Regions from separate parts of the Mus musculus genome. Here region 2 is linked to region 1. A link is a loop called in an ENCODE intact Hi-C map of the cell type or tissue named here. Cell type or tissue: heart. All regions are shown on one strand. Links, peaks and the distances in the headings refer to the core of each region. The heading gives the core; the rest is flanking DNA. Region 1 holds the start of Mfap1a (microfibrillar-associated protein 1A). Region 2 holds the start of Serinc4 (serine incorporator 4).

Region 1 (11,844 bases), core at 1,499-9,498:
GAAGGAGCCAGACGATTACGGCATACTGCCAAGTTAGAATGAGGCCAAGCAGAACATTTCAGTCAGAGGCTGAGAAAGAAGCCAGACTGAAGCAGTCAGCTGGGAGCAGAGTTTGAGCCAGAAAAGTTCAGAAAGAACTAGAAAGGGTGAGCTTTTACAGCAGTAAGTCTGACAGGCTAAGAACTTTCTAGGCCTAGACTAGATGGTAAGGAGACCGGAAGCTTCCAGGTGTAGGCCTAGGTTAGCAGATGGAGGTAGTAAGTCTCTGAGAGGACAATTACATCAGGTGAATAAGTGATTTTAACAGAAAGGGGCCTGCTGTCATCCCTGAGAACCTGATTCTGATTGCTATAACCTCCACCCACCCCTGTGTCAGGCACATACATGCATTCGCACTGCTGTTTGGACACACGCAAGCACACGGATACACAAAGTCTTTTCTGTTTATATTAGATGATAAAACAGATTTTGCTGGAGGTCCTTCACTACCTTAGCTTTCAGAGCTTCTAGTTTCAAAATGAGAAGTAGAACAGCTAATGAAGGCTCACCAGGCCTGGTGCACTGTCTTCGTCGCTGCTTTCCGCGTCCACACTGAGAGTCGCTGAATCCGAGGTCCTCTTGGGTCCCAGCCTGGTACTTTCAGTATAAGCATCCACGGATGATTTCAGCAGAAGGGAATCTGCCTTGGAAGATAAGGCCTTCATTTTTGAAGTTAAAACCTTTCTACGAGTCTTCTTCCGATCTTTCTTCTTATGGACCACTGATTTGCTAGAATTATTTACAACCGGGGATTTGGACAACTTAAGTAGGCCTAGCTTGGAATTGCTGAGTGAAAACGGGTAAAGATAAACCTTAGCTGTTTTCCTTAAAGTTGTAATCTGTATCGGTCTCAGAGAAGTATAAGCAATATGTTCATTTTCTTTATATTCATTCACCTATTCGGGAAATAAAGGAAAAGAGTATTAGGAACGCCGGACTATGCTCTTCCATAGCAAAGCATGAAACAAATCTGCTTAAACAAGTCTAACTCCTATTCCACAGTCACATGATTCAAATTGATGGCTTGTTAGGAAATTTTTTGCTCCTCCAAAATTTGGATACAAAAATCTCTAACCTGACCAGAAATTCTGAAGGCAAATTTCAGTGTGAGGTGATTACAACAAAGGTCAGATTCAGGTTAGTTGTAATTGCTTAAAGCTCACACTAACTCTTCAAAACAACTGCAGGGGAGCCAGGAGAAAGGGCCCCAAGTCCTACAATCCTACACTACAGTCTTGGGGTTGGCCTAGAACTCACAATGTAGACCAGTGACATGGTGGCCTCTAACAGATTTCCACCTGTTTCTGCCTTGTGAGTTACGGGATTAAAGGCAAACCTACCATAATTCCTGGAGTTGTTAGTAAATTTTCCTCAAAATTTAAGTACCTAATAGTCTGTTTAAATTTGAAAAAAAAAAAAAAAAAGCAGAAATCACAGCTTTTCCTTGGCGCCAGGTGACAGTGACTAGCAGATCCCTCCCGGGCCGAATCAGGTCTCACCTGCACAAGGGGACACTGTTTGGAGCCTGCCTTTTCCTCAGATTCAGCCTTGGACCCAGACATATTTCTGCCACTCAGCTGCTGAGCTCTTCCCGCTGCGACCAAGGCGAGATTGGGCGGGGCCCGAGGGATGTGGGCGGGCCCGAGGGAGGAGCCTCCGCGGTCAGCACGGAAGAGCTGTGTGGATTCCCTGGGCCATTAAGGCTTCTGGCGCCTGTTTTGTTTTGTGTTCTGGATAGCTCACCCCTCTGCACCTTCTAGGTCTGAACCTGCAGGTCACCTTTCGGGCAGGACTGGCTCACAAGCCAGCTCCAAGGATGCGCCTGTGTCCATCCCCTCAATGCCGGGGCTTTTACCGGTGCTGAGAATTTGATCTCAAGCTTCAAATTTGCGCGGCTACAGCTCTTACCTACCTAGTGAGCCATCTACCCGGCTGTGTTTTGTTTTGTTTAAACCCAGCTACATCTCTCTATGTCACCCTAGCTAGCCCCGTAATCCTACTGCTCTGCTTCCGGAATGAGGGGGTGCAGGATCTAAATCAGCACTTACACTGGATCCTGTAATATTGAGCCTTGTACACCTCGAGATCTTGCTTTTAAAAATACTGCTGTTTTGCAGCATGACCTCTGGAAAAGATCCATATCCTCATAAATATCATAAGGATTGGAAGAAAAATAAGCATAAAAGTCAATAGGCAGAACTTGAAAGAAATAACACAGGTGCTGGCATTAGGACCTGTGTTTGATTCCCAGCACCCAAATTCAAGCACAGGTGATGCAAGACAAGTGGACTTCTGCAGCTCCATGGCCAAACTGACTAACCTGAACACAGAGCCCAGGTCCAACAGACGCTGTCTCAAACACAAGGGAGATGATGCACAGGTTAGGATGCTTGCCACCCAAGCCTAGCATCTTTATCTTACTCCCAGAGCCTCCATAAGGGCCATTTCTCCATTTCTCATTGTTGTCCTCTGATCTTCATATGTGCACCAGAGCACCTCAATAACAATATCAATAAGAATTTTTAAAAGTTAGATAGCTCCTGAGGAAGGACATTCAAGATTGCCCTCTGAACCTCTATGTGCATGTATGTACACAAATGAACTCCCACCACCACCACCACCACCGAGGTGTGCACTCACCCCGAGTGCACACCAACAAGAAACATTCAGCCGTTACTTCTGCCCACTTTCTTGCAATACAACTATGAGAAAATTACGCCTCACCACTGCTATACAGTTTTCAATCATAATAAAGGGAACAGCTAAGCACGGTGAATCCCGCCTGCCTGTCACCCCAGACTTGGGAGGTGGAGGCAGGTGGGCTAGAAATTCAGTCTTCATCATCAGCTATATAGGTAAATCAAGGGAAACCTGTAGTACATGAACTCCAGTCGCCAAGAGAAAGGGAGCACTGAAAGAAAAGAAGGAGGGCGCTGGAGAGATGGCTCAGTGGTTAAGAGCACTGACTGCTCTTCAAAAGGTCCTGAGTTCAAGTCCCAGCAACTACATGGTGGCTCACAACCATCTGTAATGGGATCCGATGCCCTCTTCTGGTATGTGTGACAGCTACAGTGTATTTGTATAAATAACATAAATAAATCTAAGAAGGGAAGAAAAGAAAAGAAAGGAAAAGAGAGAGAGAGAGAGAGAGAGAGAAAGGAAAGTAAGCAGTTCATGTTGCTTGGGTTCTAAGTGCTGAAAAAGCTGGTTTAAGTTGCACATGACTACCTGTCCACCTGCTTCTAAATAAAGAAAATCTGCGGATGGATGGCCAGTGTTGGCCAAGGCCTGTGACCCATCCTCTACACAGGTTTAACGGATGATAGACAACAACAAGTAGCAATTCAGTCAATCTGGGCTACAACACCAGAACTGTGTCTGGCAGCAGTGGCAGAAGAGGACTTTAATAGCTAAGCCACAGACCAGGAACATAACTCAGTAGAAAGTTTACCTAGAATACACAAAGACCCTGAATTCTATCCCCAGTACCACACACATAAACTAAAGCATGGGGACCCACACCTGTAATCTCAGCTTTAGGCAATCAACACAGGAAGATCAAAACTTCCAGATCATCCTCTATTACTCTGAGTTACAAGCCAGATTACTTACAACACTGTCGCAAGGTTAAAAAAAAAAAACTGACCGCCTCAGAAACCGGCGTTACCAACTGAGATTTCCCCACACCGACTTTCATCGAGTCAGGACCTTCTTAATCCTTTTCCAAACACTCTCTTGACTTGCCATGAATCAAAACAATTATCTTCCCAAAACATTTACTCTCCATGGAATTCCCTGCTCCATACTACACTGAGCTCAGAACAGGCAAGTGCTCCACTGCTGAATGGCACCCGAAGCTCAGCAACATAACTTCTTAGGCTGATGAGTTTGTAATATAAAATTTCTGTGTCAAGTGAAGAGGCACACCGGGAGATAATCCTAGCTACTCAGGGAGGAAATAAGTGAACAACCACCAAAGTAGAGACAAAAACAAACTTGCCTGTTCAACACAGCTCCAAAATAAAAATAACAGAAAAAAAGATTTCTGTCTACTTTAGACTTTAAGGCATTTCTGGTTGTAAGCGTCCTCCTTCTTTCGTTCATTGAAAACCCTCGCTACTTAAAGTTTGTCAATTTCCTGTCTTCACCCAGCAAGGACCCAAGTGAAATAATTTAATAATTATTAACCTTCAAAGACCTATGTAATACTCCTAGAATTTTCACTATGTAGACCGACTAGCCTCAGTTTCTGAGATGCACCTGCCTCGGTCATCCCAGTGCTAAAATTGAGAGCGTGTGTGTCCAAACCAACAAATGACCCCTAACGGATTTCCTCCTTTAATTCTTTATCTTTCTTTTTTTTTCTTTTTCTTTTCTTTTCTTTTTTTTTTTTTAATTTTACAAAACACTGCAATCCTCTTTCACCTTCCCAAATGCTGGAATTCCATGCGTGACCCACGTATCCGTATAAAACACTTTACACTTCTAGGCTTTAAACAATATGCACCAACAGTCTCTCCTAATATACTCAGTTTCTTCAAAACATAATAAATGAAATCTTTAATACGAACCTTCTTGGACCTTACCAAAAACCAAAAGAAACAACTGTCAGACAGGAGGACCTTCCAGTTCTGGAAAATGTCGAAGGCGGGAAACTTGCTCGAAAGGCGCGCAAATCTCACCCTAGCCCTTTAAGCGATCCGCGCTCAGCCGCCCTCCGATTACCCACAATCCTCTGTTATGTACTTCTGGTTCCTCTACCCCCTACCGGAAGTTGTTTCTGTCAGTTGCGCAGCTGTGTGGGGCACAGCCTGTGGGACAGGGCTTTCGGCTCCTTGCTTTTCGTTGTTGGGATTGAGTCCGTTTTGGAGAGTCCCCGCGGCAGCCGTCACCATGTCGGTCCCAAGCGCACTCATGAAGCAGCCGCCCATCCAGTCTACGGCTGGGGCCGTCCCAGTTCGAAACGAGAAAGGTACGGGCTCCCCTCCCCTCCGGTTGGCTCTGACCTCTTTCATCCTGAGTATCTCTCAAACCTGCCTTACGCCGACCATGCCAGCTCGGCTGGCCCTTAAAACCTAGCTGCAGTTTCTTCCTGCGTCCCGCCTAAAGTCACAGGTGGCGTAGAGAAAGGGGATAGCGGGATCCACTTGCATCTACCTGATCGATTTAGTGAGGAGATCTCTCTCGAAATATAAAGTAAAGGAGGCTGGAGAGGCGGATCAGCGGTTGAGAGGACATACTGCTGTACCACAGGGCGCAAGTTCAATTGCCAGCAGTCACTTCAGGTGACTCAACAACCTGGGACCCCAAGTCTAGGGAGATCTGACACCTCTGGCTTCTGCCAGTACCTACACTTGTGCACATATCCACACATAGCATCCTTACAAATGATGATAATAATAATGCTACAGAGATGGCTCAACCGTTAAAGGCCAGGCTCACAGGCAGAACAGTAACAAAAATCAAAATATAAGAAGAAAGTGGGGCTGGCGAGATGGCTCAGTGGTTAAGAGCACCGACTGCTCTTCCCAAGGTCCTGAGTTCAAATCCCAGCAACCACATGGTGGCTCACAACCATCCATAACGAAATCTAATGCCCTCTTCTGGAATGTCTGAAGACAGCTACAGTGTACTTACATATAATAAATAAATAAAATCTTTAAAAAAAAAAGAAGAAGAAGAGAGCCGGGCCTGGTGGCGCACGCCTTTAATCACAGCACTCGGGAGGCAGAGGCAGGCGGATTTCTGAGTTCGAGGCCAGCCTGGTCTACAGAGCGAGTTCCAGGACGCCAGGGCTACACAGAGAAACCCTGTCTCGAAAAACCAAAAAAAAAAAAAAAAAAGAAGAAGAAGAAGAAGAAGAAGAAAGTGAGCTAGAGGCCTGTGTGTGTGTTTCTTTTCACTGTAATTGTTTTGTTTGTTTATTTTTAAGTGTATGAATGCTTTGCTTCCATGCATGGATATGCACCATGTGGGTGCAGTACCCACAGAGGCCAGAGGAGGGCCTGGAGTATCAGACTGTAACAGACTGCCATGCAGATGCTGGAAAATTGATCCAGGACCTCTGTATGAGCAGCAGAGCCTCTTAGCTGCTGAGCCACCTCTTGAGCTCCACCCTGTTTGTGTTATAGAAGAGATCTCCCGATTCAGCACGAGAGCTGGAGGAAAAGGTAGAAGCTGGCTAGTCAGAACGTTAAGTTAGGTCGTAAAGGCTGCCACAGCACCGCAGAGGAAGAAGCTAGGAAGAGAGCTGCCCTTACTGTGCCTGAGGTCAGACCCCGAGCATCCACATAGACACCTTGTGGGGAGAAGAGACGAGTTAGGAACTTTAGGCTTGATGGCTGGGCTAATAATAGCTGAAACAGCAAGCAACAGGTTCAGTGAAAGAACCTGTCTCAAGAAAGTAGTAGGAAGCACTAACTGTGGTGGCTTATGCATTTAAGCAGTCAGTAGGCAGAGGCAGACAGAGCTCTGAGTTTGCTACCAGCTTTGTCCTCACTGGCCAAGTCTGCATAACAGACCCTGCCTCTGTTTTTTGTTTTGTTTTGTTTTAGAAGGTATTTGGGCTGGCAGGATGGCTCCGTGGTTAAGGGCAATTGTTGCTCTTACAGAGGATTATGTGGCCCAGTCATCCATGACTCTAATTCCAGGGGATCTGAACCACCTTTCTGACTTTCTTGAACACCAAGCGATGTTGTGTGGGGTCACCCAGGTGGCACTGGTTTTGAAGGTATGACCAGGGCATGAAGAACAGCTGAGGCTTAGCACTGTGAGAGGCCATGGAAGGCCATTGAGGAAAGTGCAGCCTTAGTTGCAGTTAATGGCCCAGGACTAAAGGGGTTATGCAAAGGATTTAAGGCTTGGCACAATGAAGAGAGCCTATGAGAGGCTATTGTTGATACCTAGTTGCAGTGGAAGACCCCAGTGTATTGGAGATGCTGGTGCTATGGGATGATCACCATGAACAGCAACAACAGTGGAGTGGATCAACCTGAGCTTAGAGTGCTACAGAGGGCAGCAGTCCTTTGGAGTGGCCCACAAGGTCTTGTGTAGATCCTAGACATTGGAACAAGAAGCTGTAATGTTGAAGTTGCCTTGGAGGCCCCAAGATGTTTGAGATGCCAGAGCTGTAAGTTATCTGCTGAGAAAAACTAGTAACATAGTGGAAACAGCCCAGGAAAATATAGTTAGTTGTAGTCAACAAAGATGATAAAGGAGTTGGAGATCTGAAGACAGCTTTGACATCAGCCTTAGAGATGCACAGTTTGGAGTTTGCCCAGCTGGTTTCATGTCTTGCTTTGGGAATTACAGTTAAGTGGCTGGATAAATCTCCTCAGAGACTTTGAACTTTGGTCTTTTAACATCGTTGAGACTGCTGTAGACTATGGAGACTTTAGGAGTTGGGATAAATGTATTTTTATTTTGCTATGTTTAGGCATGGCCCCATAGACTCATTTTGGATAAGCCTATGGGGCCAGGGAGTGGAATGTGATGGTTTGTATATGCTTGGCCCAGGGTGGGGAACTATTTGGAAGTGTGGTCTTGTTGTGCAGGGGTGTCACTGTGGACATGGGCTTTAAGACCCTACTCCTAGCCGTCTGGAATCTAATTTTCCACTAGCAGCCTTCAAATGGAGAAGTTGAACGCTCAGCTCTGACTGCACTGTGCCCGCCTGGATGCTGCCATGCTTGCTCTTGCCTTGATGATAATGGACTGAGCCTCTGACCCTGTGAGCCAGCCCCACTTACATGTTGTCCTCTTAAAACTTGCCGTTGTCCTGGTATCTGTTCACAGTAGTAAAACCCCATCCCAGAGGGGAAAAATTGTGAGTGATAACTTAGTGTTATGATCCCACTTAAATTACTCTTGTTTATCTGCTGGGCACTGTTATAAAGAATTTGTTTAAGAAGTGTGTGTTTATTACTCTTCAATTGCTGTGATAAAACACCATGACCAAGGCAATTTATAAAAGGCAGAGTTTTATTTGGGCTTATGATTCAGAGAATTGGAGTGCAGGAAGGTAGAGCAAGGCATGGCACTACAACCAGGGAGCAGAGAGACAGACAGACAGAGGACACTCAGGCACTACAGTAGGAATCAGTAGGAATGGTGCATGGCTTTGAAACCTCAAAGGTCACCCCTGATAACATGCTTCCTCTAGCAAGGCTGTACTTCCTATCCCTACCCAAAGAGCTGAGACCCACTCGGTCAAAGAGCCAAGCCTATGGGGGACATTGTCGTTAAATCCCCACTGAGTGTTAAGATGCCATAGCATGAATGTATGGAGGTGGGGGTGGCTTCTGCACTTTGACTATTCACATTCCTCTACCTCATTGTTCCCCAAGGTACCTCTTGATGTCCTGGTGTTGGTATTCATAAAACAACTTCTCACACCGTAGACTTTATAAGAAAGCAGTGAGAGGTTGACTGTGTGGTTGGAGAATGGCTGTCATATGCTCCTTAGACTCTAGACAATCAGGAATTCAGGATTCTATCTGCAAAAGCCAAGAGGTGGAGGGAGTTAGGGAAGAGGATACTGAAACATACATTATCTTTCTTGACCAGGTGAGATCTCAATGGAAAAGGTGAAGGTGAAACGATATGTGTCCGGAAAGAGACCAGATTATGCCCCTATGGAGTCCTCAGATGAAGAGGATGAAGAATTTCAGTTCATTAAGAAAGCTAAGGAACAAGAAGCAGAGCCTGAGGAACAGGAGGAGGACTCATCCAGTGACCCCCGACTTCGGCGGTTACAGAACCGCATCAGTGAAGATGTGGAAGAGCGATTGGCTCGACACAGAAAGATCGTGGAACCTGAAGTAGTGGGAGAGAGCGACTCAGAAGTAGAAGGGGATGCTTGGCGCCTGGAACGAGAAGACAGCAGTGAGGAAGAGGAGGAAGAGATTGACGATGAAGAAATTGAGCGGCGCCGTGGCATGATGCGTCAGCGAGCACAGGAGAGGAAAAATGAAGAGATGGAAGTCATGGAGGTGGAAGATGAAGGGCGCTCTGGGGAGGAGTCTGAGTCAGAGTCTGAGTATGAGGAGTACACAGACAGTGAGGATGAAATGGAGCCTCGACTTAAGCCTGTCTTCATTCGAAAGTAAGTACCTGCCAGACCTGCTGAGCCAGGCTCAAACTCCCAGAACTCAGTAGGTTCGACCAGCGGGAACTGTTAATTCAAGGCCAGCTTAGGCTACAGAGTTGCTTCAAGGAAGCCTGGACAACTTAAGAATACCCTCTGATTCTCAAAGAGGAACCAAGAGATATAATAGTCAAACCAAGGCAGACTCCACATAATTTTGTTCTAGGTCTGACAAAAAAGGCTCTGTATCCCGCATTTCCTGCAGTGGAAGTCTTCCCGATGCTAGGTGCATGCCAGTGTTGCCAGATGCTAGCAGAAAGCCAGAGCTTGTTGCATATCCCCCTTTCAAATTAAGAGGCATGTGTCTGCCTGAAGGTAATGGGCCGGGTGAGGGTGGGGTGCTGGGTACTTGGAGATGTTCTTGTTGTGCGGCCTAAGCTGACCTGACAGTCACTGCGAGGTCTAGGCTGCTCTCTCACTTGTCGTCTCTTGCCTCAGCCTCCTAAGTGCTGGACTTAGAAGCACAGGAGCATGTGCTACCATGCCTGGCTAGTCCTTTGTTTGAGATTGATTTATTTACTGTGTATACAGAGTTCTGCCTCCATGTGTCCCTGCGTACCAGAAGAGGGCGCCAGATCTAGTTATAGATGGTTTTGAACCACCATGTAGTTGGTGGGAATTGACTCAGAAAAAGTAGAGATGGCTCTTAACCTCTGAGCCATCTCTCCAGCCCAGCTAATCCACTTTCTATGAGTTTTTGCTTTATTTTAGTGTTACTAAAGACGAAACCCATGCATATGTTAGGAAAGTACTTTAACACATCTCCAGGGAAAGTCATGTTTGAAGCACAAAATTAAGCTTGTAAAACAAATTTTGGTTTCTTTGCCCTAGCCTAGGAATCTTACTATACTGATATATTGACTATTATTTATAGTCGTCTCAGGAAGATGCTCCTTAAGTTGTCATTTACCAATGACTAAGGAGATTTTGGCGCTATCAAACCTGGGATGAAGCTAGACATTGTGGCACACACTTGTAATCCACAATTTTGGGAGACAGTAGATAGAATACTATCTCAAACATCCAGGGTTCCAGTCCAGCTTGAATACATAGGAAAGTTCAAGGCCTGGCTTGGTGGGTGAGGAGATGACTCAGTGAAATGCCTGTGTGAGGCCTGCATGGGCTACACAAGACCCCACTGCAAAACAAACAGACTTAGGGTGAACTAACTGGGCCTGCAGACACACACAGTCCATAGTCCCAGGTGTTTTAGAGGCTTAGAGAATTCAATTTAAGGCTAGGTTGGACAATACAGTGTCACCTCCCTTCAAAAGTAAAAATAGAAGGAGCAGCAAGATGTATAGTGAGTTTGGAGAAGTGGTGTCCGGTCTGAAGGCTGACTTTGATCTCCTGCACTGTCGAGGGAAAGGAGAAAACCATTCTAAAGTTGTCCTCAGGTTCTCACCACATACGCATGCCATTCATTCATGTCCATAATAATTAATTTGGAAAGATAGCCCAGAGTGCCAGCTCTGGTTGCTCTTCTAGGAGACCTGGGTTTAGTACCCAAGATCCCTACAATGGCTCATAACTGTGTATGACTCTAGCTCCAGGGGATTTGATGCCCTCCCTCTTCTGGTCTGTATGGATACCAGGCATGCACTCAGTAGACAGACAGATATAATAGTCAAGACAGCAAAACACATGAAAATTTTAAAGATTTATTGTTTTAAATAATGATAGTAGCCAGACGTGGTGGCGCAAGCCTTTAATCCCAGCACTTTCCAGGCAGATTTCTGAGTTCAAGGCCAGCCTAGTACAAAGTGAGCTCGAGGACAGGCAGGGCTACACAGAGAAACCCTGTCTTGAAAAAACCAAAAAAAAAAAAAAAAGATAGTAATGAATAAAAGTGCAGAGAATATGGGTAAGTAGTACAGAACTTGTCTCATGTGTACCAAATCCAGGGTTCAAATCCCATTAGCAGGAGGTGGGGAAGAAGTCAAGCTCTATTTAGGGACAGCAGTAACAGCTCAGTTGGTAAACTACTTGTTTAGCTTGGCACTGTGTTTGTGTAATCCTAACATTTTCAGATTTTGAGGCAGGAGAATTGCCATGAGGTTGAGATTACCCTGAACTATATAAAAGTTTTGTCAAAAACAAACAAGCAAGCAAACAAGGTGGCTAGAAAGATTGGGCAGTGTTTAAAAGCACTAGTTGTCTCCAGATTCAATTCCCAACTCCCACATGGTTATTAACAGTGTTTGTCTCCAGATTCAATTGCAAATAATAGCCATTTGTAACTCAGTTCCGGGGCATCCAGTGCCCTCTCCTGGCCATGGTGGTGCCCCGGCCTTAATGCCTATACTCAGGAGGCACAGGCAGGTGGCTCTCCATGTGCTCCAGTCCTCCCTGATCCACATAAGACATTCCCAGCCAGCCTGGGCTGTGAAATGAGACCCTGTATCAATAAATAAGTGGAATAAAAATGAAAAGGTTTTAGATTTAATAAAAGTTTTGATAAAGGTCAGAATTGTAACCCGTGTAACATACACAGAAGTGTGTGGATTCAGACTCAGTACTGGGGAAAAATAGAGCCAAGATGCTTCCGGGCTTGAGCTTTCTCCGACGTGGACAGGACTAGGTCTAGAGGCACACTGTTCTATCTGAGGACATCAGGATGTTAACAAGAGCTCTGTTGTGCAGGAAGGATCGGGTGACAG
Region 2 (11,844 bases), core at 2,603-10,602, 49 kb after region 1:
GAGTTCCACATCGACCTGGCCATCCTTATAATAATAATCACTCCCTATCTTGAACTATATTTCTCTTTCTTTTTTTGATTCATTTATTTAATATATGTCAGTACAGTATAGCTGTCTTCGGACACATGAGAAGAATGCATTGGATCTCATTACAGATGGTTGTGAGCCACCATGTGGTTGCTGGGAATTGAACTCTGGACTTCTTTAAAATCAGTCAGGACATTTTTTTTAGGAAGCCAGAAATATGATGAGTGAAGTCATCCTAACATTTCCCAGTCAGATTCTTTTCCTGGTGTTACTAAGTAAGAACATCATTGTCTCAATGATCTCGAGTCAAATCTGAGTACCTCCTGTATCCTCATTTACCCACGTCTTAGGAACTAGTCACCGAAACTGTAGAATTTGGTTTTCATTAAGAAAACTTTAAGATTTTTTTTTTTTCTCAAGACAGGGTTTCTCTGTATAGCCCTGGCTGTCCTGGAACTCACTTTGTAGACCAGGCTGGCCTCGAACTCAGAAATCTGCCTGCCTCTGCCTCCCGAGTGCTGGGATTAAAGGCGTGCGCCACCACACTCGGCTTTTTTAAGAACTATTTTATGTGTATGGAGTTCTGCCTTTGTGTAAAGGGTCACATGCAAAGAATTAGAGATCTAGGAAGCCTACAGGGTGAAGCTGCATCAATTCACTGTGTTCACTGTGTTCAGCTGAGCACAGTGGACAAGGAACAGGACAGGCTTTCAGGAGGCTGCAGTATGAGGAAAACACCATCTTCCCAACCAAGATCCAAGCTCTTGGAGAAAGGCTCAGTGCCCTGTGATTCTCTCTGGTTTGGTGTTGCATGAGTGAGCAGTAAAGCCACAGACTGATGAGATTCTTTTCCACAGGATGAGGATGAAGAAGTCTACAAGAGAGACTTTAGTGCACCTACTCTTGAGGACCATTTCAACAAAACCATTCTTCCTAAAGTCATGCAGGTATGGGGATTCTCAGTAAGAGAAACAGACCTGGGGCTGGGCGTGGGGTGATTGGTGTTGTAATCATCCATCCCTCTTTCAGGTCAAGAATTTTGGACGGTCTGGTCGCACCAAGTACACCCACCTTGTGGATCAAGATACCACTTCCTTTGACTCTGCATGGGGCCAAGAGAGTGCCCAGAACACAAAATTCTTTAAACAAAAGGCAGCAGGGGTACGAGATGTATTTGAGCGACCATCTGCCAAGAAGAGGAAAACCACCTAGTCTTCAGCTTATTCCAGCTGTGGGACACAAGGGGATCTGGTCAATTCTCTTGAACCATTATTTACATGGTTCTTGTATAGAGCTTTCCAGACTTGCGGCCATAACTTGTGTTTGAAGGTGCTTTCTAAGAGGTTTGGACTCATACCGAGAAACCCACAGAAAAGCACTAACCGGGTAGGCTAGAGGCTTCCAGCTTAAAACCACTCCTGAGAAATCTTATGTTTCTCACCTTGGCTTCCCACATTGACTTGGGACTATTCTGAGTGTTTGTCTAGCCTGGATCAGATACCTGGACATATGAATGGATGGTGTATTCTTTCTTTCTTCTTTTTTTCTTTTTTCTTTTTCTTTTACATTATTTCTTCCTTAGGGTTAGGAGTAGGCTATCAGGAAATCCAAGCTCAGTCCAACCTGTTTTCCATTTGTGGTGTTGAATCTTATAAATATACATTTTGGTGTGTGGGTGTGTGTGTGTAAGAGAGAGAAACTGTATACTAAAAACATTTTTACTATAATATTAGAAACAAAAGTCTAGTCCAGTGAACAGAGCAGCACATGCCTTCAGTCCCCACACCAGAAGTTAGGGACCTATGAAGATCTCTCACTCCAGGCCAGCCATAACTACACAGTGGGCCCTGTCTCAAAAAGAAAAAAGAATTGTAGTAACTAAAAGTAGCTCGGTAGGTTACACACACCTGTAATCCTAACACTTGGGAGGTAGAAGCAGGAAAATGAAGAATTCACTCATCCAAAGTGGACATGGTGGCAGACACCTTTAATTCCTGCACCAGGAGGCAGAGACAGCCAGATCTGAGTTTAAGGCCATCCCTGTCTACAGAGTAAGATCTGGGATCGCCAGGACTACACAGAGAAACCTTGTCTCAGTCATTTTAAACTACATAATTCAGGGCCTTCCTGGACTTTATAAGACTGTCTAAAATAAAAAACAAACAGTAAAGCAGATAATTTGGCCTATTTTTTATTTTGTTTTTGTTTTTCATGCCACGGTTTTTCTGGACAGCCCTGAGCATATTCTTTTCTCTCTTCCATATTAGAATTTGAACCCAGGGCTTCGTAAATACTAGCCAAGTGTTCTATTACTGAAGTATATCACTGGTTCTTTTATTTTCGTGTGTGTTTTAAAATAAAGTCTCACTAATCTACTCATGCAGTTCTTGAAGTTGAGAAGCCCTGCCTACAAGTCTTAGCAACCTGAGTTTGATCCTATAGATGAACATAGCAGTAGATAACTCAGTCTGGCAACCAGCAAATTGACATCTGACTTCCATATGTATTCCATGGAATGTATGAATTAGTGTTCACATGAGATGTATTTAAAAAGCAAAGTGAAAAAAAAAAAAAGCCACAAGTGTGGTTGAGCACACCTTTAATCCCTGCACTGGGGAGGCAGAGGCAGGTGAATCTCTGAGTTTGAGACCATCCTGGTCTACAGAGTGAGTTCCAGGATGCCCATGGCTAAAACAGAAATCCTGCTTCAAAACATCAAAAATAATGATGATAATAGTAATAAACTTGTGTTCCTACCACTAAAGTGGGAACTAAGTCTAGGACCTTGTATAAACTAGGTAAGTACTCAACCAGATTGTCTTCCATGCTCTTGCCAATTTATATTTAGATCATCTTTTGATTCCTGAAACAGACTCAGACATTTGAGAGTAATTAAGTAGTACCCAGATCTATTTATTCTATGTACAAATTCAACTGTTTTTAAATCTTAGTTTTTACTTTTCCACTTGGGAGCTGTGAATCAAACTTGAGTCCTCTGGAAAAGAAGCCAGTGCTCTTAACCTCTGAATTGGTCTTTGTTCTCTACCTTTTAGCTTTGTGTCGAACAATGATTTATACAATAGGACATGACTCACTGCATTCCAGTTCCTACTAATCTTTCTTCTTTAGCTCATGCTTCAGATGAAAGAGAACTAATGGGCTAAGGAGCACTCCCCAGCTGTCAGTACTAAACTCTGTTAGCCCGTGTAGTATTGACAGAGTAATAACCACCATCACAGAATGAAATTCCATCAGCAGAGTGACTTTCCTTGATGACAGTAAAAATGAGACAAGGGATGAAGAGGTGGCTCAGTGATTAACTTTCTCACTGTTCTAGAAGACCAGAGTTCTGTTCCTAATCCCATATTGGGTAACTCACAACCTGCTAGAACATCTATCACCAAGGAAATCTGAAGCCTCTGGCTTCTAGAACACCTGCTCTCATGAGCAGATAAACAGTTTAAAAGAATAAAATCTTAAAAAACAACAACAACAACAACAAAAAAAAACCCATGACTGGCCAGTAGTACTCAACTGTTAGTCTCAACTACTTGAGAGGCTGAAGGGGATCTCTTTACTTGAAGTTCAGGACAAGCCTGGACAATACAGTATAACTTCTCTTTTAAAAATATCTACACCCCCCCACCCAGCTGTGTGTGGTGGCACACGCCTTTAATCCCAGCACTTGGGAGGCAGAGGCAGGTGGACTTCTGAGTTTGAGGCCAGCGTGGTCTACAAAGTGAGTTCCAGGACAGCCAGAGCTGGGCTATACAGAAAAACCCTGTCTAGAAAAAAAAAAAAAAAAAAGTGGGAATGGGTAAGGCCCTAGTTTTTATTCTTAGTACCTTAACCCCCTACAAGACCCAATGATAACCAAGCAGTTGTACTACACATCTTTATGAAGGCAGAGGGAAGCAGAGTTTGAGGCCAGACTGGTCTATATAGTGAATTCTAGGACAGCCTGGGCTACAGAGAAACCCTGTCTCAAAAAGATGAAAGGTAAATTATACCCACACATAGACTATCAACAAACTGCCTATAATTATGTAACATGAAAGATGTAAAAAATTACTAATAAATAATAATGGTGAGCACTGAGCCAGATAGAGTACACAGAAGCTGAGGCAAAAGGGTTACAAGTTTTAGAGCAGCTTCAGCTACATCTCAGTCTCAGGTGGGAATACTTGAGTATGCATTCTTACCCACGTATGGATGGGCTTATGGAACTCAGAGGTCGGGTGGTGGTCCCTTAGTCACTCTAATTCTGGGTTGGTGCTGACCTCACAAAGCCTGAAGTTCCTGATTAGACCAGCACAGCCCCCCAGTGCAGGGAGGGATACAGGAACATCCCACCACTCCTGGATTTTTAGGGAGTTACTGGGAATCCAAACTCATTTTGCTTTTGAGGCAGGTACTTACTGAGTCACCTCTCCAGGCCTGATCCAACATTTTGATATCTGTGTTCCCATTTCTAGAACCTAAGTGTTTATTCCAGTTGTTTGTAAATACAGTTGATAACTTAAAAGCCCCCAAAACAGATGCTAGCCTTTGATACTCATAAGCTAGCCTGGAGAGTTAGTTGAAGCAGCTTTCAAGTTAGGGAGGGGTCTCAGTTTGGAAACAGCCTGGTTTATACAAGAACAGATCCAAGGGGAAAAGTGCATAAGCTATCCTAGAAACATATGCATTTGGATCTTTTGCAGAGGATCCAAATGTACTCTACATTGCCAAGAAAGAGCTAGTCAGGTGAGTGATACTAACATACCACTTAGTATCTGCTGCTTAGAGCTGGCAAGATGGCTTGGTAGAAAAGGGCACTTAAATTTGTTTCCCATGTGGTAGTTATTAGAAACACTATGGCAGTAGAGGAATCACACACACAATATAAGAGCCTGCATTTGAACATTAGGTACTTCTTTATACTGATTGTTCACACAGTTTCATCAAGGTCCAACATAGAAACTGACAATAAAATAGAATATATAATGCATTTGATCTGAGATGAAACTGAAGAAAAAAAAAAAACAGCAAAACAGAACACTTTATTTCAGTCAGTCAGTCAGTCCAGAATGTCTAAAAAAGCACATTATCAGTTGGTTAGGGCAATAAGAGCCTCCACCACATTGCCCATGTGTTCCCTCAAGCTCCTTTCTGCTGCTGCTCGAGAGATCTCCATTTCCGTCATCTGCAAAAGGGAAAATCACGTCACCAAAGCCTCTTCTCCACTTGTTTCAGGAGCCCAAATTAGGTAGCACTTCTCTTGTGAATCCATTAAAAAATTAATACTCACTATCAACTCCAGATCTTCCTTCTTGATAGTGACCTTCGCCAGTTCCTTCTCCCTGTAAATATTTATACATTTCTTTTCATTCTCTGCCTCTGCTATAAACTCCCAGAAGGAACACTCCCAGCTACTCACTGAAAATGGGTGGAACAAGGTTTACTGAAAATAGCAAATAAACGCGCCAACTCTTTCCCCTGGAGGTTTTACAGTAAGGTATCCTGGAATCTTTCCTTCCACTAACAAAGTTGTAATCCCTAGATCTGTAGAAATTGGTTAAAGACGTAAACTTTTTTTTCCCCTGGAGAACGAGGACCTACCGGTAGTGCTGGTGGTGTGCTTTAAACTTACCGCTCTTGTTTGGCCTTTTGTTCCCTGGACCGTCTGTCTCCAATGACGGACATAGCCTGTAGAAAACACGAGTCAAGTTATCTACCACCGTGCCACGCAAATTTTCTGATCTAAAACGCAATACCAAAAATAAAAACCACGTGGTTTTCAGGTATTCACAACTACGAGTGTTCTCAGGACCAAAGGACTACGCCTAATTTCGTGCACATGAGATCTATTTAGGCCCAATCTCTATCGAATTCTTAAGCAAACAGCAGACTGGGTGGGTGCTGTCGCTTAGCCCCACCCTACTGCCAAATCCCACCATTGCTATCAGCCTTCCCGGAGCCCCAGTGAGCAGCAAACCGGTCAGTCTCACCTCTCTCCCGCCCCTCTCTCAACCCCTCATACAAGCTCCCAGCCAACTTCACCGTTTCAAGATTCGAACTCTGGATCTCCTTCTCCTCCGCATAGTCAGTAACCCGCTCTAGGTCAGCAGCACCACTGTCATGTTTCCTTGGCTTCTCGGGAGGCCGCTCCGGGCCGCTGGTCTCGGTCTCTAACTCCAACTCCACGTCTCCCTCGGTCGCCATTTCGATCTCACCGCGCCGCCGCATAGGCTGCCGCTTCACAACTTCCGGCAACCCTCACAGCTTCCGCCCAGATAAGGGGCGGGGTAGGCGTGGACCACACCTTTGTGCCTGTCTTGAGAAGCTTCAGCTAGCAAAGAGGTTCGCTTTTGACTTCCTCTCCAGCTTGTTTTCTGCAGTCTCCTTCGACTATCTGTTCACTACCCACACCACCAAGGCACATTGTTCCTAAGAGCAATCCTTTCACACATAGAGACACACACATGGAATTCTGTCCAATCAAGGTGGCTAATCCTAAACCAATTAAAAAACCTAATCCCTAGACCTGATAGGCCAACTGCTCCTAATCTCAGAATAACAGTCCGAATGATCCCGAATAGGAAGCCCGGCGAAGGCATCTTCACAAGACTATTTGCATCTATCTACCACTTCCTGGTAACCTGTATTCATTTTATGACATGTCTATGCTGCCTTAAGACGAATGATTAGGCCAGCAAAGCGACTGTCCAATGGGCGAAAATCCCGAGAAGCTGCTGTTTCTCGTCAGTTTTTCCAATACTGGATCTACATCTAACAAAAATGATGGGTGCAAAAGTTGTCACCGGCCGGAGCACCACCCAGGGTCTTGCACAGCAGCACGGTGGAGTCAGTAATGTAGTGGAAACCCCCTTCAATCAGGTGAGACATTTGGGAAGAGATAGCTAAAAAGCTAGGAGTTGGGATGAGAAACCTGGTTCTTTGCCTGGGTAATAGGTAAACATCTCATTCCACATTCCCAGCCATAGATCATTAGGAAAAAGTTAAGTGGTTCAAGAATACACCAAAGTTTAAAGTTCTTGCAATGAAAACCTTACTAGTGCTTTGTGGAAGGTAATCCTAAGAGGCTCATAACCAGACAGAAGGATGGAGGGTTTGGGAATTTGACCATTGGTTAACCCCACACCCTTTGAAAAACTCTGCATTGCTTCTATCCCCAGGCATCCTGCTGTGGACCTGTTTCTTGGACCAGTGGCTGCCACTCTCTGACAGAGTCTAGGTGTAGCCGCCTGCTCTACATCCTCCTCCACGTGGGAGCCTCAGCAATCTGCTGCCTCCTGCTTTCGAAGACAGTGGTAGAAAGGGTCTGGGGCAAAGCACATGGGGTAAGTCGGCAAGGGTTGCAATGTGAGGGAAAAAAAAAAACCTTTAAGATTTGGGACAGGGAGCAAAGGAGTCAACCTACCAGTAAAAAGTTGAGACTGTCCATAGATTGTGGCTGGCCCTGACTTTTCTCACAACCAACTCCCTGCAGATCCAGATGCCCTCAGTGCTATGTGCCCACCTGTTTGGCAGCTCGGACTGCCCAGTTCTCAGTGGCTCTGGCGCTGTGTATCGAGTGTGTGCAGGAACTGCCACCTTCCACCTGCTGCAGGCTGTGCTGCTAGTTCGCCTCCACTCCCCCACCAACCCTCGGGCACAGCTGCATAACAGGTTTGTGTTTAATTTTTTGGATGGGGATGGGATAGAGGGAAGTAGACACAAGCTGGCTAAAAGAAACTCCAGGATGAAGAAAGAACACTGTAATAAAGAAAGTATGTTTATAAACTCCTGGGCTCTAAATTTTAAGTAATAGTTATATGCAAACCTTCTCTAACTGTAGTGTTGCTCAGATGTGACTGTGGCATCCGAGTTAGAACTTGGACTACAATGGGTTGGGGCTGGTTCCACCTGCCATACTTTTTTTCTTTCTCTCCTTTGCCTATTCTCCTCAATCTGGTTTTCTCTCTACCCTAACTAGCTTCTGGAGCCTCAAGCTGTTGTTCCTGTTAGGTCTCTGTGTCGTTGCCTTCTGCATCCCTGATGAGGATCTCTTCCCAGGTACTCTTCATCTTACACTGTGATCAGCAAGAGTAGGCTACAACTTCCTACTTAAGAGCAGGAAGCTGGACTTACATTACACACCTGTAATCCTAGCATTCAGGAGAGTGAAGCAGGATTGAGTTTGAGACCTGCCTAGGCTATGCAGCATTTTAATCAAAAGGGGTGGGGGTTTGGGGGGATATGATACATCATGACCAGCCAGAGCTAAAAGTTCCCAATGGTGCCTGTCTTGCAGCCTGGCATTATATTGGCATCTGTGGAGGCTTCACATTCATCCTATTACAGCTGGTGCTTATCACAGCCTTTGCCCAGTCCTGGAACAAGAATTGGTAAGGTTGGGCTGGAGAGATGGCTCAGAGGTTAAGAGCACTGACTGCTCTTCCAGAGGTTCTGAGTTCAATTCCCAGCAACCACATGGTGGCTCATAACCACACATGACACACACACATTTGTAAGAAGCACCTAACCCTAAAGGCTCCTCCAAGGAGGTTGGCAGACATTACTCAGTACAGAAAGGCTAGGCAAAGGCCATAGCACGTTTGCTCCCATGGCCTCCCAGAGAATACCAAAATACTCAGGAAATCAGATATTTAATGGCATTTACTTGTGATCCCAGCACTGGAGGAGGAAAGAAACAGGAGGGCCAATAATTCAAGGCCACAAAAAAACACAAGCAGAGCAGGGAGTTCCAAAGTCAGCCTCTTAAAACAAAGAGGCACCAGGCATGGTGGCACATGCCTTTAATCCCAGCACTTGGGAGGCAGAGGCAGGGGGATTTCTGAGTTCAAGACCAGCCTGGTCTTCTGAGTGAGTTCCAGGACAGCCAGGGATACACAGAGAAACCCTGTCTCAAACAAACAAACCCCCAAAAACAAACAAAAAGTGGTAAATACCCATAATCTCAAGACTCAGGATGCAGAGGCAAGAGTTCAAGGGCAGTCTTAAGTGTAGGTACAATCCTGTCAACAAATGAACCAAAAGCTCAAGAATGTACTGTGCGGACCAGTAGGCTGACTAACCAGTAATGGGTTAAAGTTCTAATCCCCTAACCACTTGTCTTTAGGCAGACTGGTGCAGCTCAAGACTGTAGCTGGCTCCTAGGTGTGTCACTGGCCACACTAGGGTTCTACAGCATGGCGGGTGTGGGAGCTGTGTTGCTGTTCCACCAGTACACACACCCTGACGGTTGCCTGCTCAACAAGATGTTACTCAGTCTGCACCTTTGCTTCTGTGGCCTCCTGTCTCTCCTCTCCATCGCACCTTGCATCCGCCGCAGTGGGTATATGCTATTTAACATTGCAGATTTGGGGGTGTGGTGTGTCCCTTTGAGAATTATAGCCAGTGTTACTGGCCTTCCCAGTCTCAGCTATCTAAAGTACCTCTGCTGCTTTTGTCTCTCCCCCAGAGTATATGGGGGGGGAGGGGGGGGGAACAGGTGCAGTGGAGTACTAACTCCTGTTCTCCCTAGAGCAACCAAACTCTGGCCTCCTACAAGCCTCTATCATCAGCTGCTATATCATGTATCTGACCTTCTCTGCACTGTCCAGCCGTCCCCCAGAGACAAGTGAGGACCCAGACTGCCAGTATAGTGCTTAAGACCTTTTCTGAGCCTTCAAAATACCCAGCTTTGTTCATAACCCTGTTCTCTCATTGCCCCTTGGCAGTAACCTTTCAAGGACAGAATCACACCTTGTGTCTGCCTGGCCGGAATAAAATGGAACCACAAATACCGGATACCTCAGTAGCAGTGTTTAGTGCTGGCATCATGTATGCTTGTGTGCTCTTTGCTTGGTATGTAAAGGTGCCAACCAATGGGAAGTGTGAGCGGACACCCAGGACTCACTGAAGAATGTCCAGTGCTGAGGTTTATTTAAACTGTAGAGCAAGTCTAGAACCAGAAAAGCTCCCCACGAACAGGGACAATTTCTAAGAATAGCACTTTGTCAGATGATCTGCATGAGATGACGGGGGCAGGAAAGAATGTTTAAAATGCACAGACTTTAGGGGCCTCTGAGTGCACAATACCCTCCAGAAGGATGTTGACAGTAAATGCTACCAATCTTTCACATTTGGCCCAAGGTTTAAAAACCTCTTTCTTTCACAGCAACGAGGCTTCCTACCTGGCCGAGTTATTTGGACCCTTGTGGATTATCAAGGTTTACAAGTATGAGTTCCAGGTGAGCATCAAGAGCTCAAAACCCCAACAACCCTCCCCCAAACACAGAGACACACATCCTACCAACTTCTACCCAGAATGCTCAGATTCTAGCTGCTGTTTCCTTTTATTGAGTACCCACAATGTGCTAGGCACTGTGCTAGATACTTTACATACATAGTCTCATTTCATTTCATCCTCACAACAACCCTGTGAGGTAGGTATTTTCTCCATTTCACAAATGGAGGAATTGAGGCACAAAAGATTAAACATCTCACCAAAGTTTGCATAGCCAGTTATATGCTGGAGCAAGAATTTGAACCCAGGTGTGCCTCCACTTCTTACACCAGGTCAATCTTTTCAAAGGGGAGATTTTCTAAATTAGCACCCTCACACTGTCTTAAAGCCATTTCAAAACGTGTTGCCTTGTTTTACAGAAGCCCTCAGTCTGTTTCTGCTGCCCCCAAACAGTGGAGCCAGAGGATGGTGAGTCACATGCGCAATCTAGCCAAGCTGAACCCTGTGAAGGGCCAGAGCCCTCAAGAGCCTTCACAATAGTTGGGGGAAGGGAGTGTCAGCAACATTGCTCCCCATCGGCACTTCTCTCTCTAGGGCAAAGGAGCAGGGCCAGGTCAGCTGACCAAGAGACCCCTCCAGCTGCTCAGGTGCAGAGCCAGCATCTTTCCTACAGCTACTCTGGCTTCCACTTCGCCTTCTTCCTTGCTTCACTCTATGTCATGGTTACCCTTACCAACTGGTTCAGGTAAGAAGAAAGCAGACATAAGATACTCTCCTGAAAATCTAGCAATTTTAAGGAAACACTTTAAGGCCATTCCAAAAGTTCTTGGGAGAGACACACAAGGATCTGCCCTGGTTATGAGGAAGTAGGGAGGTTCAAAAGCTAAGGCCCTGCATCATCTCTAATCAGCCTTTGGTTTCACAGCTATGAGGAAGCAGAACTGGAGAAGACCTTCACTAAGGGTAGCTGGGCTACCTTCTGGGTTAAAGTTGCCTCATGCTGGGCCTGTGTCCTCCTCTATCTGGGGCTGCTCCTGGCACCACTGCTGGCTCCCCACTCAGAATCACCACCACCCTAGTATATTCAGGCAACACTGCCATGGCATCAGTACTGCCACATAAAAACTGGCTCTTGATCTGTAGTAACAAACTGGGAGACAGACCCTTTAGATTATGCTCTTAATCTTAGCTCCAGGAACACCCAGCTGAACTCAATACCTCAAGGACAAATGAGCAGTTATCGGTGCATAGGCTCAGTAAGTATCTAAATTTGAAGAAGCAGACAAACTCACTAGTTCATTAAAGCTCAAGAGTCTAACTCCCAGGAAGTAAACCCAGGAGCCTTACCTGATCCTAGCAGTGTGGCACAAGACCCTTTCTGGTTCCAGGGCTGGAGATAAGGTCAGGGAAAGACCTACAGAGATTGAAGATTTGGGTCTGCTCTTAGCAATCAAAAGGAAATGAGTAGCTCAGCCCTAAGCAGTGGTGGAAGAAGCCCAGACCACAGAACAAACCAGGGCAGGGGAAGAAGGGAGCAGAGGCTACCATAGGTTTTAATCCTGGTCTTGAGGTCAAAGGAAATG

Evidence for each region. Peaks named below come from ENCODE experiments on the same cell type or tissue, not always from the same donor. Only the 100,000 strongest peaks of a DNase experiment are listed, where the experiment ranks them.
Region 2: it touches region 1 in a loop (2.0-fold over the local background); 5 of 42 quality-filtered maps call a loop at or near these places.

The regions. Positions count from the first base shown.
Region 1 is chr2:121,499,630-121,511,473 of GRCm38, reverse strand. Mfap1a (microfibrillar-associated protein 1A) reads left to right here and starts at 4,818. Exons shown (of 7, transcript NM_026220.4): 1 at 4,818-5,011; 2 at 8,605-9,142; 3 at 11,828-11,844. The coding sequence starts at 4,933. Wdr76 (WD repeat domain 76) reads right to left here and starts at 4,751. Exons shown (of 13, transcript NM_030234.2): 1 at 4,611-4,751; 2 at 549-935. The coding sequence starts at 704. In heart, for the core only: a CTCF peak has its summit at 4,800; DNase peaks (open chromatin) are centred at 1,673 and 4,803; H3K4me3 peaks cover 3,133 bases; H3K27ac peaks cover 1,490 bases.
Region 2 is chr2:121,451,517-121,463,360 of GRCm38, reverse strand. It overlaps Serf2 (small EDRK-rich factor 2), which reads right to left. Exons shown (of 3, transcript NM_011354.3): 3 at 9,941-11,844. It overlaps Serinc4 (serine incorporator 4), which reads left to right and starts at 6,597. Exons shown (of 12, transcript NM_001025371.2): 1 at 6,597-6,906; 2 at 7,206-7,370; 3 at 7,520-7,698; 4 at 8,006-8,085; 5 at 8,324-8,417; 6 at 9,152-9,363; 7 at 9,557-9,652; 8 at 9,753-9,879; 9 at 10,193-10,265; 10 at 10,681-10,729; 11 at 10,856-11,006; 12 at 11,187-11,844. The coding sequence starts at 6,808. The coding sequence ends at 11,340. It overlaps Hypk (huntingtin interacting protein K), which reads right to left and starts at 6,273. Exons shown (of 4, transcript NM_026318.3): 1 at 6,070-6,273; 2 at 5,660-5,715; 3 at 5,318-5,369; 4 at 4,921-5,212. The coding sequence starts at 6,255. The coding sequence ends at 5,117. It overlaps Mfap1b (microfibrillar-associated protein 1B), which reads left to right. Exons shown (of 7, transcript NM_001081975.3): 6 at 885-974; 7 at 1,057-1,695. The coding sequence ends at 1,239. In heart, for the core only: no CTCF peak of the experiment used is centred there; a DNase peak (open chromatin) is centred at 6,270; H3K4me3 peaks cover 2,375 bases; H3K27ac peaks cover 2,686 bases.